2 separate regions of the Homo sapiens genome follow, and region 2 is linked to region 1. Evidence: chromatin contacts called from ENCODE Hi-C or POLR2A ChIA-PET data. All regions are on one chromosome and are shown on one strand. Each heading gives the region's core, a stretch centred on a gene start or an enhancer-like site at or near the end of the contact. The rest is flanking DNA. Distances are from core to core; before and after follow the strand shown. Region 1 has its middle 54 kb from the start of MIR6817. Region 2 holds the start of GRK3 (G protein-coupled receptor kinase 3).

Region 1 (6,732 bases), core at 2,475-4,974:
AGGAATGCATAGGCTTTGGCAGGGCCCAGGGAGGTCAGCAATGGCATCTTTAAGAGGTAGGTAGATGAAAGGAAAAGGAATTCAAAATCTGGACAAAGACTTGGCTCAGGAAAGAAAATTTCAGATGTGGAAGAAAAGCAATCTGCAGGGCAGTTATTCTGGGCAGTAAATGACACATTTTCTTTTCTTTTCTTTCTTTTTTTTTTGAGACGGAGTCTTGTTCTGTCACCAGGCTGGAGTACAGTGGTGCAATCTCTGCTCACTGCAACCTCCACCTCCCGGGTTCAAGCGATTCTCCTGCCTTAGCCTCCCCAGTAGCTGGGACTACAGGGGCACGCCACCACGCCCAGCTAATTTTTGTGTGTTTTTAGTAGAAACAGGGTTTCACCATGTTGGCCAGGATGGTCTCGATCTCCTGACCTCGTGATTCGCCCACCTCGGCCTCCCAAAGTGCTGGGATTACAGGCGTGAGCCACCGTGCCTGGCCAGTAAATGGTACTTCTAAAAGGCAAGAGATTGGATCAGATCCTGGGCTGATTTTGAAGGGGATGTTGTTGCTGTTCACTCAGCTAATCAATACTGCATTCACCAGGAGAAAGAGTCCAGCAGTGAGACATGCTGGAGTGCAAGGAAAGGAAACTGGATTTCAGATGCAGGAAGCTTTTTCTTTCATTCACTCCTTCCTTCATGGATACATTTCTCAAACATCCACTAGGTACCAGGCATCACACATTCCACTGAATGAGGAAGGGGGTGGGGCAGAGAGTATAAAGAGAGCAGGGCATACAGAAAAACAAGAAAGATATAGAGAAGGGAGAAAAGGAAATGAGAAAGAGAGAGAGAGAAAAACGAGTAGAGGGAAAGGGAAAAAAAGCAGCAAGGGAAACACACAGAAATATAGAAATAGAGAAGGAAGAGGATAAGAGAGTCAGGAAATGAAAAGGATACAAGGAAACACTAAAGCGTGAGCTGTGAGCTTCAGGGTGCATACTTACCTTTCATTGCTTCCTTATGCAATGATGATGGGCCATGGTTTACTGCTCTTAAACCACTCTGAATCCTTAAGCCTTCAGAAACTGCGGTCTACCTGGTTCTGAAGGGGGGAAATACATCTCTGACTTGCCACGCAGCATCCAGAACATCATGGCCCAGTGAGGTGGGTGAAATTAAACTTGGACATTGGACCTCGCCATAAGCAGAACATTCCCCACCATGGGGATTCAAGAAAAGAATTCTAGCAGTCTGAGGAAATCAGATTTATGGTCAAAGAACAATGTGAGGTGGTGTGGAATCATAGACTACTGGAGCTAGAAGAAACAAAACAACGGTGCTAATAGTGATGATGTCATATGAAGACAACGGCAATGGTAATGATGACAATAGGAGATGAGGATGATGCTATTGCATGATGCTGAGGTAGCAGCTTCAGGCAGATGACCCTTTATTGGTTTCATGTGTCCCAAGCACTATTGCTGTTTGCTTTACCAGCACCATTTCTGAATCCTCTCTACAACCCTGTGATGGTTAATATTGAGTGTCAAAATTTGATTGGATTGAAGGATGCAAAGTATTCTTCCTGGGTGTGTCTTTATGTCCCTCTGGAGAACCCTGACTAATACAAATCCTAAAAGAGGTATTACTGTTAACTCACTTTTTTATTTTTACTTTATTTATTTATTTATTTTTTTGAGACAGAGTTTCGCTCTTGTTGCCCAGGCTGGAGTGCAATGGCGTGATCTCAGCTCACCGCAACCTCCGCCTCCCAGGTTGAAGTGATTCTCCTGCCTCAGCCTCCCTAGTAGCTGGGACTACAGGCATGCATCACCATGCCCGGCTAATTTTGTATTTTTAGTAGAGACAGGGTTTCTCCATGTTGGTCAGGCTGGTCTCAAACTCACAACCTCAGATGATCCGCCCACCTCAGCCTCCCAAAGTGCTGGGATTACAGGCATGAGCCACAGCGCCCGGCCAACTCAGTTTTTTAGAGGAGAAAACTGAGGCTCTGAAAAGCAAAGCTACTTACCAAGGTCAAAGCTAGGGTGGAGCTGGGATTTGAACTTGCATCTCTGAGCCCTCAGCACATGCTCAGAACCATTAAACCAGTGATTCTCAAAGTGTGGACCCTGGACCATCAGTATCAGAATAACCCCAGGGAGTGGCTGTTTAAAGTGCAGATTCCTGGGCCCCACCCAAATCCACTGACTCAGATATTCTGCAGGAGAATAGTCTCAGGTCTGCATTTTGAACCAGATTCCCCAGATGATATCTATGTTTGCTGAGGTTTGAGAATCACCATACGAGACTCAGGCTGCAAAGATTCCTTGACCTACCGATAATAAATTGGAGTATTGTTCAACACATGTTCACTCACTTTTTCCTTCCTTTTCGGGCAGTATATTCTTTTCTGCCCCACTGACCTTGACTGACTTTGGCCAGTTGAATGTGAGCAGATGTTGTATGATAGAATCTTGAGCCATGTTTGCATAGTGTGACTTGTCTCTCAAACTTCTGCCATCATCACAAAAAGAACATGCCTTATACAGCAGCTGCCTCTTCAGCATGGGATCCAGAATCAGACATGTGGAACAGAGTTGAACTGTCCCAAAGCCTAGAGCCAGGCATGGCCAGTTCACAATCTGGAACAGAAACACCTGAAAAATTTATACATGCATGAGCAAGAAAAATAAATGCTTGTTGTTGTCACCCATTGAGTTCAGGGATGATTTGTTATGTGGCATAATCACAGCAATAGCTGATTGATATACATAAAATTATATACTGTATATTGTGGATCCATTTTTATATTGTATGTCCACTTTTCTGGAGAGGGTGTACATATACCATCTAGCAAATTCTCAAGAGACTAGGAACCCCAAAAAGTGTTTACAGCCACAGAACTACTTTAAAATCCTCTCCACTCTCAGTGGAAACTCACGTTCCAGGACTTGAGCTGAATGAGTTTTCACCGTCCCTCCCTGCCTCATAGAATGTAACTGTTTATTTAAGTCTTAAACTTTAAGGGGTCCAGACTGAATATACTACAGGAGTTCTGAAAAGGGGGCCTGGGTGATGGTCTTAGGACCCAATCTCAAACACTTGGACTCTTAAAATTATCACCAGATACAAAAAGAAAGGAAATGAAAGCAGAGATTATTCAAGTACAGAGAGTATTTTATAAGATTGTCCTCCTCTTGTCCCTTATAACTTACCATTTATCTCTCCAGTGAAAAGAAATTTCTAACTCTGTGAAATAAATAAAAGCAACTCAGTCACTGTTTTGCCAGAAACATGAAAAATTAAAAATATTATGCCCCAGTCTGGGTTGGTTTCTGTATAAATAAATATATACAGAATTTATATTCAACACCTCAATCATGAAAATTATGCTAACATGTCACAGGACATTAATTTTTTCAAGACCATTGGGCAATATTTTAGGAATTTGCGAATACACAGTTTACAGGTTTTGGCCTGCAGGTTATGAAGTAACAGCTCCAAGGCCCCATGGTAGAAGCAGCGAGGCCCCCAAGAAGGACGTGAAGTAACCCAGCCAAGGCTCCATTTGTTTTACGTCACTGCCCATATATTATCCTGAGCTGGAGGCAGAGAAAACCAATCTGTGAGCAATCCATTTTCCTGTGTTGGCTTCATCCCCTTGGCTGTTAACAGCCAAGTATTTCAACACGGATGGGTTCTACCTGGTCAGGGAGATGCAATTGAACTTGAACTGTGTCCAGCTGGCAGGATTTTTGATTGCCAAGATGACCAGCTGCTTTCAAGGAGAGCAGAATTCAAACGGTGATTAATGAAGTGATAGGGAGGAGACTGAGAAAGAGTACATGAAATTGTACTCTGTAACCCAGGGCTATGCTGAGACTAGAGGGAGGATTTCTTGGGTAGTGTGGGAGGAATGAGGAAAGCTTAAGTTCTCACTTACCCCCAGTAATGGCCATAATACCTCGCTCGCCCTTTTGGGTTTTGATGCATCTTTTGTTTGTCAATACAGTCAGATAGCTTGGGTTCGGATCCCAGCTCCACCACTTAGTTTCTGTGCAGCACTGGGCAAGTTACTTAACCTCTCTGTGCTTCTGTAACATCTGGAAAAATAGGGACAATACACATTGAAAACTAAATGAAGTGGCTGGTCCTGGTGGCTTACACCTGTAATCCAGCACTTTGGGAGGCTGAAGCAAGAGGATCACTTGAGACCAAGAGTTTAAGACTAACCTGGGCAACACAGCCAGATCCCATCTCTACAAAAAGAATTACAAAAATTAGCTGGGTGTGGGGGTGCATGCTTGTGGTCACAGCTACTCAGGAGGCTGAGGCAGGAGAATCACTTAAGCCCAGGATTTGGAGGCTGCAATGAGCTATGATGGCACCACCATACTCCAGCCTGGGTGAGAGAGCAAGAACCTGTCTCTTTAAAAAAAAAAAAAAAAAAGGTTGGCCGGGTGCAGTGGCTCATGCTTGTAATCCCAGCACTTTGGGAGGCCAGACGGATCACCTGAGGTCAGGATTTGAGGCCACCAAAATGGCGAAACCCCGTCTCTACTAAAAATACAAAAAAATTAACCTGGCATGGTGGTGTGTGCCTGTAATCCCAACTATTCGGGATGCTGAGGCAAGAGAATTACTTGAACCTGGGAGGCGGAAGTTGCAGTGAGCCCAGGTCACGCCACTGCACTCCAGCATGGGCGACAGAGTGAGACTCTGTCTCAAAAAAAAAAAAAAAATTAAATTAACTGGTGAGATGGGTAGCACATCGCAGTGGTTAAGAACATGGGCTCTTTAAATGTCTTTAGTAGTTGGCTAAGAAAAAAAAAAAAGAAGATGGGCTCTGGAGGCTCTCGCTGTGTTTGAATCCCAGCTCTACCACTCACTTCCTGTGTAGCCTAGTGTAAATTCCTTAGCCTCTCTGCTTCAGTTTTCTCTTACACAGAATGAACATAACAATAGTTTTTACCCTGGAGGCTTGTCTTGAGTTGATACAGTCAGCGCCTCTGGGCCTAACCTGGGGACTTTAAAGGTTTAATCAACTTTAAAGGTTTAGGGTGATTCTGCAGGAGGTAAGGGAGTAGGGTATCTCTGAGAAAATTTGCTGTGCCTCCTTGGGTAATTGACTACTCTCCTCTGAATCTTAGTTTCCACATCTATAAAATGGAAGGTTGGATCGAATGATCTCTGAGCTGTTCCTTTAAAACTCTGGTTCTGGGCACATGCACCAACCCAGAAGACAGTGCTTCATGCTTACGTGCCTTCACACATGCAGTTCCTTTGGCCTAGAGTGACTGCCCCCATCCTGTCTGTTTAGGGAGTGTCAACTGGCCCTACCTGCCCCATCCCTCATGTCGTTCCCCTCTGTAAACACTCCTCTGACTCCTTCAAGTAAAGATTATGGAGCCCGAATCTGGACCCTCTTCTCTTCCTGCAGCATTTGGCTCTTGTTACACTCACCTCCCTGTGCTACACTTATGGGATGCGCATGGACTACATCTGTTCATCCTCCTCCTGGCTCACCTTCAGCGAGCCAGTGAGACTATGTTCGGGTGGGTTTAGCTCAACAGCCTCAGGTCAGACCTTTCTAGGGGGTGGGGCCAGGAGATAAGCAGAGGGGGTAGGTAGGATGACCCAGGTACTGAGTGAAGTGAACAGAGGTATGGAGACATGGACAGTGAGGAGACCATCTCGTCCAGCTTGGAGGAGAGCATTGCAAGATTCTGTTTTTATTCTGGCTTAGGATTTAGCACATTGTTGAGTGTTCAACAAATATCTGTGGAATGAAGGAAAGGATGGGTGAGTGGATGGGTAGATTGATAGATGAATGAATTAATGGAAGGAGGGATGGATGGATGAATGGACGGGATGGATGGATGGATGGATGGATGGATAAATGATGAGATGGTGTATGTATGTATCCATGTAAATATATATGTATATGGATGGGTGAAGGGATGGAGGATAGATAGATTGGCAGATGAGAGGATGTATGTATGTATATATATGTATATGGATGGGTGGATGGATGGATGGATGATAGATTGGTAGATGAGAGGATGTATGCATGTATATATACATATATGGAGGGGTGGATGGATGGATGAATGGATGAATAAAAGGATGGAGGATGGATGGATGGATGGATGGAGGATAGATTGGTAGATGAGAGGATGTATGTATGTGTAGATTATATATATGTATATGGATGGGTGGAAGGATGGATGGATGGATGAATAAAAGGATGGGGGATGGATGGATGGATGGAGGATAGATTGGTAGATGAGAGGATGTATGTATGTGTGTGTGTGTATATATGTATATATGTATATTGATTGGTGGATGGATGGATGGATGGATGGATGGATGGATGGATGGATAATATCAGGGAGTCAGAATGAAGAGCCGGATGTAGGGATACATCAGGGCTTGGGGACGGTGGCCAGAAATACAGGAAACCAAGACAGAAAAAAAATAAAGAATATTTTGCAATATCTACAGACAGCAATTCAGAGACTCCAATGAGCTGAGCTCATCCCAGCACCATAGGTGAGGATTTAGCATATAACCTTGATGATAGGTGATGAGTATGTGATCTAAAGTTTGCATATATGGGCTATGAAATGAAATCAGGATGTGTTAGGCAGATCATTTGGTTGCCAGTTTCCAGCAGTGAGATGATGGCAGGAGGGGACAGAGCCACAGAAAAATCTGGCTTTCTCTTCCCAGATGCCT
Region 2 (6,732 bases), core at 2,218-4,717, 55 kb before region 1:
TTAACTGGGCCTGCAAGGGAGGCTGTGGGTCACAGTTTACTACTCCCAGTAGGCCCCATTATCAGCTACATTAGCTCAACAACATTTCAGTAAACTAAAGCAGCTATACCATTTGGACAAACAGTCAGCTTTTCCAGGATTTGCACTCATTGGTTGGTTAACTGAATAAAGTGTCAACATAACAAAATATTTGCCTCTTGCCATCTCAGGGAAGCAAAATCTCCCCTGGGCAGAATGTTCCATTTTCTGAGACTCTCCTGTAATAGGCAGGAAGCTGCAAACCCAGTGTTTCATTTAAATTAGCTAGATATTTCGTTCTGATGCTCTTCTGTTTAAAACTGTGGGAAAGGCAAAGTAACTAAAATAAGGAAGCACAAAGAATAGTGACTGCAAATAATTTGCTGGAAATAAAAAAATCACTAGTGATAGACCAAAGGCAAATTAAAATGTATGCTTCTCATTCAGATACCAAAAATACAAATCTGAACATCTCTTTCAAGAATACCAAAAACTGGTGATCACATGGCTTCCTCTATAATGAAGCTGAAATAGAAACTTATCAGAAAACATTTGACCCGTATCCCTTTTACCAATAGTGTGAAGTCATACCAGCTATTTAAGTCATTAGGCTGGGGCATTTTAACATGCAATTAACTTTTTTACAGGATCTAGAAATTCCCCAACCCCCAACCTCCAAATCAAATAGGTAGGCCACTAACTGCCATCCAGTGGTAGAGAGAATTTTGCAAGATGTTATACCTGATAATCTCAATGTAACAGAATCCTAACACAGCACAAGGAGTGACTGTTACTATGTAAATAGCTACATTACAAAACTAAAGCCAAAGCCACTAAGATAAGTAGAAAACAAATTAGAATCTCAGGAGGAGGTTCCAATGGCCCAATTCGAGAGTCTATTTTAAAAAGAGCAACAGAGTAACAATTACTGAAGGGCTGTTTCCTAAAATTACTCTCTGGTTGGTATTTCTCAATTTTCAAATGTCATGAGAAATAATGCTGGCTGTCACTTACTCTGCCTTAAAAGAAAGCATTACCAAAGAATACCACTGAAAAACAAAGGCATTCATACAAGGAAGTGAACACCCTAAGTGCATAAGTACGTTCTTAAGAGGGACACTAAAAAAGCAGAAGTCACATTAAGTTCCAAACACCAAGAAAAAAAAAACTGAACAGAAGTTCCTAACTTTATTAATATTATATACTAGCCCCCCCCAAAAAAAAAACTGCCCATGAGTTGAGATTTATCAATTTTGTATATAGAAATACTACATATTTAGGACTCCCTGCCTTTGGGTGGTGGAGGGACACTAGGAAAGGCAAGACAAAAGAGGAATTAAGCCTTTTTCTACCACATTAGAAATGTACAGTTTTTTTGGTGAAATTTAGGTTTGATGTAGGCGTTCTTGTTCTCTAAGTAAGTTTCCCATTTGCCGGAAATTTTAAGCAGCATTGATTTTTTTCAATTAGCTTCAGATATGCTACACTCTGGAATAGGGGTGTTAAACTCACGACATTGCAGAAAGGTTTGCACTTTTCCCTCATTTTCACTACTTGGCATTGTCTATCAAAGAGTAGCACATCCTGCAAAACCAACAAGAGGCATGGGCTAAGGAGGAAAAGCAAGCTCAAAATACCTAGCAAGCATGTCTTCATTTGCACAATTTAGCTTTTCACAACAAATAACAAGGGGACTGGTATTTTCTGTATCATAGGGCTCATGGATGACTTGTAAAAAAAATCAGATGATGATCACTTAGCATTAGGTAACATTTAAGCAATCTTGGGCGCCTAACGCTTGAAGGACTGATGATTTCAAATGGACAATAACTTTGGTTTAGATTCCAATATTTTACAGAATTGCATGGTTTCAAATTCACCATAAACAAGATGCCTCTTTTGAGCATCAATTCCAAGAGCTATTTAGCATCAAGGAATCACATTAGCTGTACAACTCATGATGGTGTTAATTAGGAAAGGAGCTAGAGAAAAAAAAATCCATCACTGAAGCCTTGATACGTTATTTAAAACTCACTATTAACCAGACAAACTATTTTTTCTGGGGAAGTGCTAATGATATGAACTAGAAAAAATTTTACTAGTACCTTAATAATAAATCATTTGAGAGAAAATTGCAACTTGGTATGCACCTCACCGAGCCCCTCGCCAATTCAATCGGGCCCTCCTTTGATAATTTAACAACAAATTCCTGTCTGGAATCACCCATTCAAGTGTCTTTTTAAGTGACTCCTGTTTCAATTTTTTAATAAAGTGCCACCAGTAGATCTACAAGTTGAGGAAAGCAGCTCAGGTGACACACTTGGCACCAAAAAGAATACTGAGTGGGTCAAAATCCTGCCCGGGGACAAAATAGAAGAGAAGCCGAAGAAGGTGACTAGACTTAATAGACTTCAAGAAGAGCAAGTACTGAAAACAGCAGTTTAACTACCTCGGACAATAAGCAACAAGCCTGCAGTCCCCAGGTAAGCGGCCCAGAGGGAGGTGAGAGGATGGAGTTGGAAAGGGGGACCAATGAGCCCGGGAAGAAGGAGCGACCAGGATGGAGCGCAAAGCAGTGACAGGCAAGGAGCCAACGGGGACTACACCAATGCAACAGGAAGAACCACGGGGATGGGACAGGGCAGGACAGGACAGGGCTGGGGGGAGGGGGCGACAGGGATGGAGCTGGTCCAGCCAAGTCATAACCAGACCCTGGCTGGGGCGCTCGCTGCGCGCAGGGCGCCGCGCCGGGCACTTTGGAGCGCTCTCTCCCGGGGTGCCCCCCACCGGCCCTCCGATGCCCCATTTCAGAGACTGGAACGACGAGGCCGGCCCCGCATCGCCCGCTCCGCTGTGTCACCCGCCCCGGGGCAGCGGAGGCTCAGCGCCCGACCCTCCAGGAAGCAGGGGGTAGCTGGCGGCCGCAGGGGGCGGCGGCTTGGGGCCGGCGCCGGCCGGGGCAGCTGGTACCTGGGCTCCGGCAGGACGATCCTCTTGCTGGCGCGGGCGGCCGGGGTCGCCTTGCTCTTCTCCATGGCCATCAGGTAACTGACATCGGCCAGCACAGCCTCCAGGTCCGCCATGTTGGCGAGCTTTGGCGGCGGCGGCGGCGGTTACTCCGGACCTGGACGGGACGCGCGCCCGCCGCCGCCGCCCGCCGCGCCCCGACCTGGGGGGGCCGCCCCGGGGCAGCCCCCCCCTCCGCGCGCCCCCGCCCCGCGCGCGCGCCGCGCGCCCCACTAGCGCTCTGCGCGCGCCGCAGGCTGTAGCCGGCCGGGGTCGCAGCACGCCTCCCCGCTCCGCCCCCTCGCGCGCCGCCCGGCGCCCCGCGCACGCGCGCCGCCCCCTGCTCCTTCAGCGAGGGTCTGCGGGGAGCGCGCGTCCAACGGTCAGCGCCCCTCAGTGCACAGTCCCAGCGGCCTCGCTGGGCCGGCGCCTCCCGACCAAGTCTCTACGGTCGCCCTCCCCTCGGGGTGGCCACGAGGGACTCCTCCTCCTCTTCCTCCTCCCCTCCCTCCCCCTCGGTCTCCGCCTCCTCCTTCTCCTCCTCCTTCACTGCCCCGACCTCCCGCCCCAGGTTCCACGCGCTCTGATGCCCGCCCCGCTCACCCAGAGAAGCCCTGGGCCAGACGTCCACAACCCAAGGGGTTATGGGGAGGCCTCTGCTCCCTGGACACAGTAGTTCTCAAACTGGACAGTGTCAATCAGCATCCTCCGGGAGGTCTGGGGTGGCCCCGGAAATACATGTGTCCCACCTATCCCAGCAGGTAATGATGAAACTCCTGCTCTGGTCCGGGCTACCGGTGAACAGCGCCCAGCGGGCCGGGCCCCCAACCTCGCTCCTGAGCCTGAACATCCCCCCAACCCCACCGTGAGAATTCAGCGAAGAGTAAAAGCTGGAAAAAGTTGCGTGTCTTAGGCTAAGCAGAACAAAGTGGGGTGACGGCTCCCCGGCTAGGAACAGAGATGCCCTTAGGGAGCCCTCTGATGGAAGAGCTCTCCGCTTAAGAAGGTCACCACTCCCTTACACTCAGGTGAGAGGTTTTAGTTTGGGTGTTGAAATGGTGTTGAGAAATAGAAGGAGAGAGAGTATTCCTGTCGTTAGGGTTTTACGGTCAATACAAGAGACAATTAGGGAGCATCTGCTGCGAGCACACTCGCACCACGAGGGTGATTTAGGGAAGTGGAAAAGCGAGATACAGCCCAAACACCGAAGCTGGGGGGAATTTCCAGCTTCCTGATCTTCGGTCTCGGTGTCTTTCATCATCACTCCACCCCGATGCCTGGGGTTTTCAGTTGCTTATTTTTCTACAGTGTGCACACAAGTCCGCATTCAGGATCCATGTGACACTCAGGCTGGAGTGGTGGTAAGGGACACGCAGGCAGTCTTAGGAAGACCTAAGCTGGAAATTAATGTTTTAAAATCCCTTTCATTCACCTGAATTGGTCACGTATTTCCATGAGCCTAGACGTTGCTAGAATTTGAGTGAACGTTCTGTCCATAACTTACAGGGTTAACGGGACCCACCAGATACAGTTAAGGTCAAATTTCAGATATTTCATGTAATGTCATTGCAGAAGCAGCCTGATTCTGTCATCAAATAGCCTGTTTCCCTCTTTTGTTTTCTCTCCCACGCCACAGCCCCCCTCAATCTGATTCCCTGCTATGCCTGCCATCACCACTGGCCAGTTTTACCACATGCTTCTCAAGACCCAAGGCACAATAGGCATAAAGTTGTCCTGAAAAGGACAAGAGGAGTGTCAGAAGTAGGAATGGCAGTTGAAGGAGCTTCGTCTGCCAGCAGAAAGCTGAAATGACAGGCAAGCACAAAATATATTAAGGAGACAAAGCTATGCATGAGCGAAATATCAAACTTTCATCTTCTACCCACTTTTTTTTTTTTTTTTTGCTTAAAAACAGGAAGACAGAATGTCTTGTCAAGGGTCACCCCAGGAGGAGGAGTAAATTCCCCAAAAAGCGGAACATATTTTTATGATTTAATTAATACAATTTCTCTCAATGTGTCTGTTTATCATTTGAGCATCCACATGATCAGACCTGACATCTGCCTACATTTTCTTGGTCGTCTTTGACTTCAGTTAAGAACCTTTTGCTCTTTGTTTTCCCCCAGCAGCACAGTATATTAAGTTTGGAACAAGACACACCTGAAATCAAATCCCTGCTCTGTGCTGGGTGATCTTAGAGGCAGTCTTTTACCTCTTTCTACTTTATTGTTCTCATAGGAAAAGTGGAAATGAGGCCTTTTACCCCAGGGTTGTTGAGAAGACAGAGGAGAAAAAGCACATAAAAATGCACCTTGTCGGGCGTGGGGCTCACACCTGTAATCCCAGCACTTTGGGAGGCTGAGGCAGGTGTATCGCTTGAGGCCAGGAGTTCAAGACCAGCCTGGCCAACAGGAAAAATACATTAAAAATAATGTCTCTATTAAAAATACAAAAATTAGCCAGGTATGGTGGTGCACGCCTGTAATCCCAGCTACTCAGGAGGCTGAGGCAGAAGAATCGCTTGAACCCAGGAAGCGAAAGCTGCAGTGAGTCGAGATCGCAGCACTGGGCAGGCACAGTGGCTCACACCTGTAATCCCAGTACTTTGGGAGGCTGAGGTGGGTGGATCACAAGGTCAGGAGATGGAGACCATCCTGGCTAACACGATGAAACTGTATCTCTACTAAAAATACAAAAACAAAATAAGCTGGGCGTGGTGGCGGGCGCCTGTAGTCCCAGCTACCTGGGAGGCTGAGGCAGGAGAATGGCAGGAACCCGGGAGGCAGAGCTTGCCGTCAGCCAAGATTGCACTGCTGCACTCCAGCCTGGGCAAGAGAGCAAGACCCTGTCTCAAAAAAAAAAAAAAAAAAAAAAAAAGCATTTTGCCTGGCACCCAGTAGATCCTCAATAAAGGTCATGGCACTTCCTCTATTTATTTTGCTTCATTTTACCCTGGCATGCTAGAGAAGATACTGAAACTAGTTGTTCACAGTCATTACACTTGAAGCAGGAAGACCCCTTACCAAAAATAACATCTCCCTAGGGCATTTCTAGGAACCAAAATGGCAAAAACATTTGCATCTATAAACATGAGCAATTACTCTTTTGGCAGAAAGACCAAGGAGTCCAAAATTTGGTCCTCTAACTGAGGCCCCTACACCATTTGAGTCAGCTGACTCAATTACCCAGGGGTATTTTTTTCTGGTGTTCATAGTGTATGAATTTCTGTTCCCTGGCTGTCTCTTTGGTTGTCTCACTTTCTCCACCCCCTCTTCTTTCCCTTTTTCTTGACTCTCTTGATACTGAACAGCTTTTTGTGTTCACTGCAAACAAAAGGGGTTAATGACAGTGATGATGAAGTTGTCATAACTGACCTGCTGGATCCTGTTACTAAACACCATCCCCAGCCTGTAATCATCACAAAGAACAGAAAAAACAAATAGCAACCCATTTGTACTTAGCTAATAATGCTCCCTTGCAAATAATTATGTCTCCCACCCCCAGAGGATTTAAATGACTTGGGGCTCACGCTGCTTGTGATAATAGACAAAACTCCAGCGTTCCCACAAGATTAATAATGTTCCCTTTTCTTCTTTTCTATGCCTTTCCATCGTTACAGGAGATGTTGCTGAGATGGGTGCATTAAAGTTTAGGCTTTCCAGAGTTTATATTGCTAACAACTTGAAAGGAAAAAAGCTAACTAGAGAA

The links. Hi-C counts contacts between places; a loop is a spot of excess contacts on that map. ChIA-PET counts read pairs that join two places held with the same protein, here RNA polymerase II (POLR2A). Pooled maps may share reads with other maps.
Region 2: POLR2A ChIA-PET joins it to region 1 with 18 read pairs in MCF 10A. The contact joins the promoter of GRK3 here to the enhancer-like site in region 1. A Hi-C loop is called at or near these places in 6 of 37 single-sample maps with no recorded cell type and 4 of 50 pooled maps. POLR2A ChIA-PET finds 5 or more read pairs at or near these places in 4 of 52 experiments (GM12878, MCF 10A, OCI-LY7 and 1 more).

Annotation. Positions count from the first base shown.
Region 1 is chr22:25,506,548-25,513,279 of GRCh38, reverse strand. No RefSeq gene overlaps it. Among named protein-coding and RNA genes, the nearest start is that of MIR6817, 54 kb to the right of the region's middle. Within about 2 kb of position 3,724, at least 3 of the 41 ENCODE cell types and tissues checked have a DNase peak (open chromatin) inside an H3K27ac peak, as active enhancers do.
Region 2 is chr22:25,561,410-25,568,141 of GRCh38, reverse strand. It overlaps GRK3 (G protein-coupled receptor kinase 3), which reads right to left and starts at 3,467. Exons shown (of 21, transcript NM_005160.4): 1 at 2,989-3,467. The coding sequence starts at 3,101. GRK3-AS1 (GRK3 antisense RNA 1) reads left to right here and starts at 2,726. Exons shown (of 4, transcript NR_183564.1): 1 at 2,726-3,062; 2 at 3,783-4,052; 3 at 4,661-4,839; 4 at 6,644-6,732. RefSeq lists enhancers at 793-972, 2,255-2,770 and silencers at 2,882-3,131, 3,442-3,541.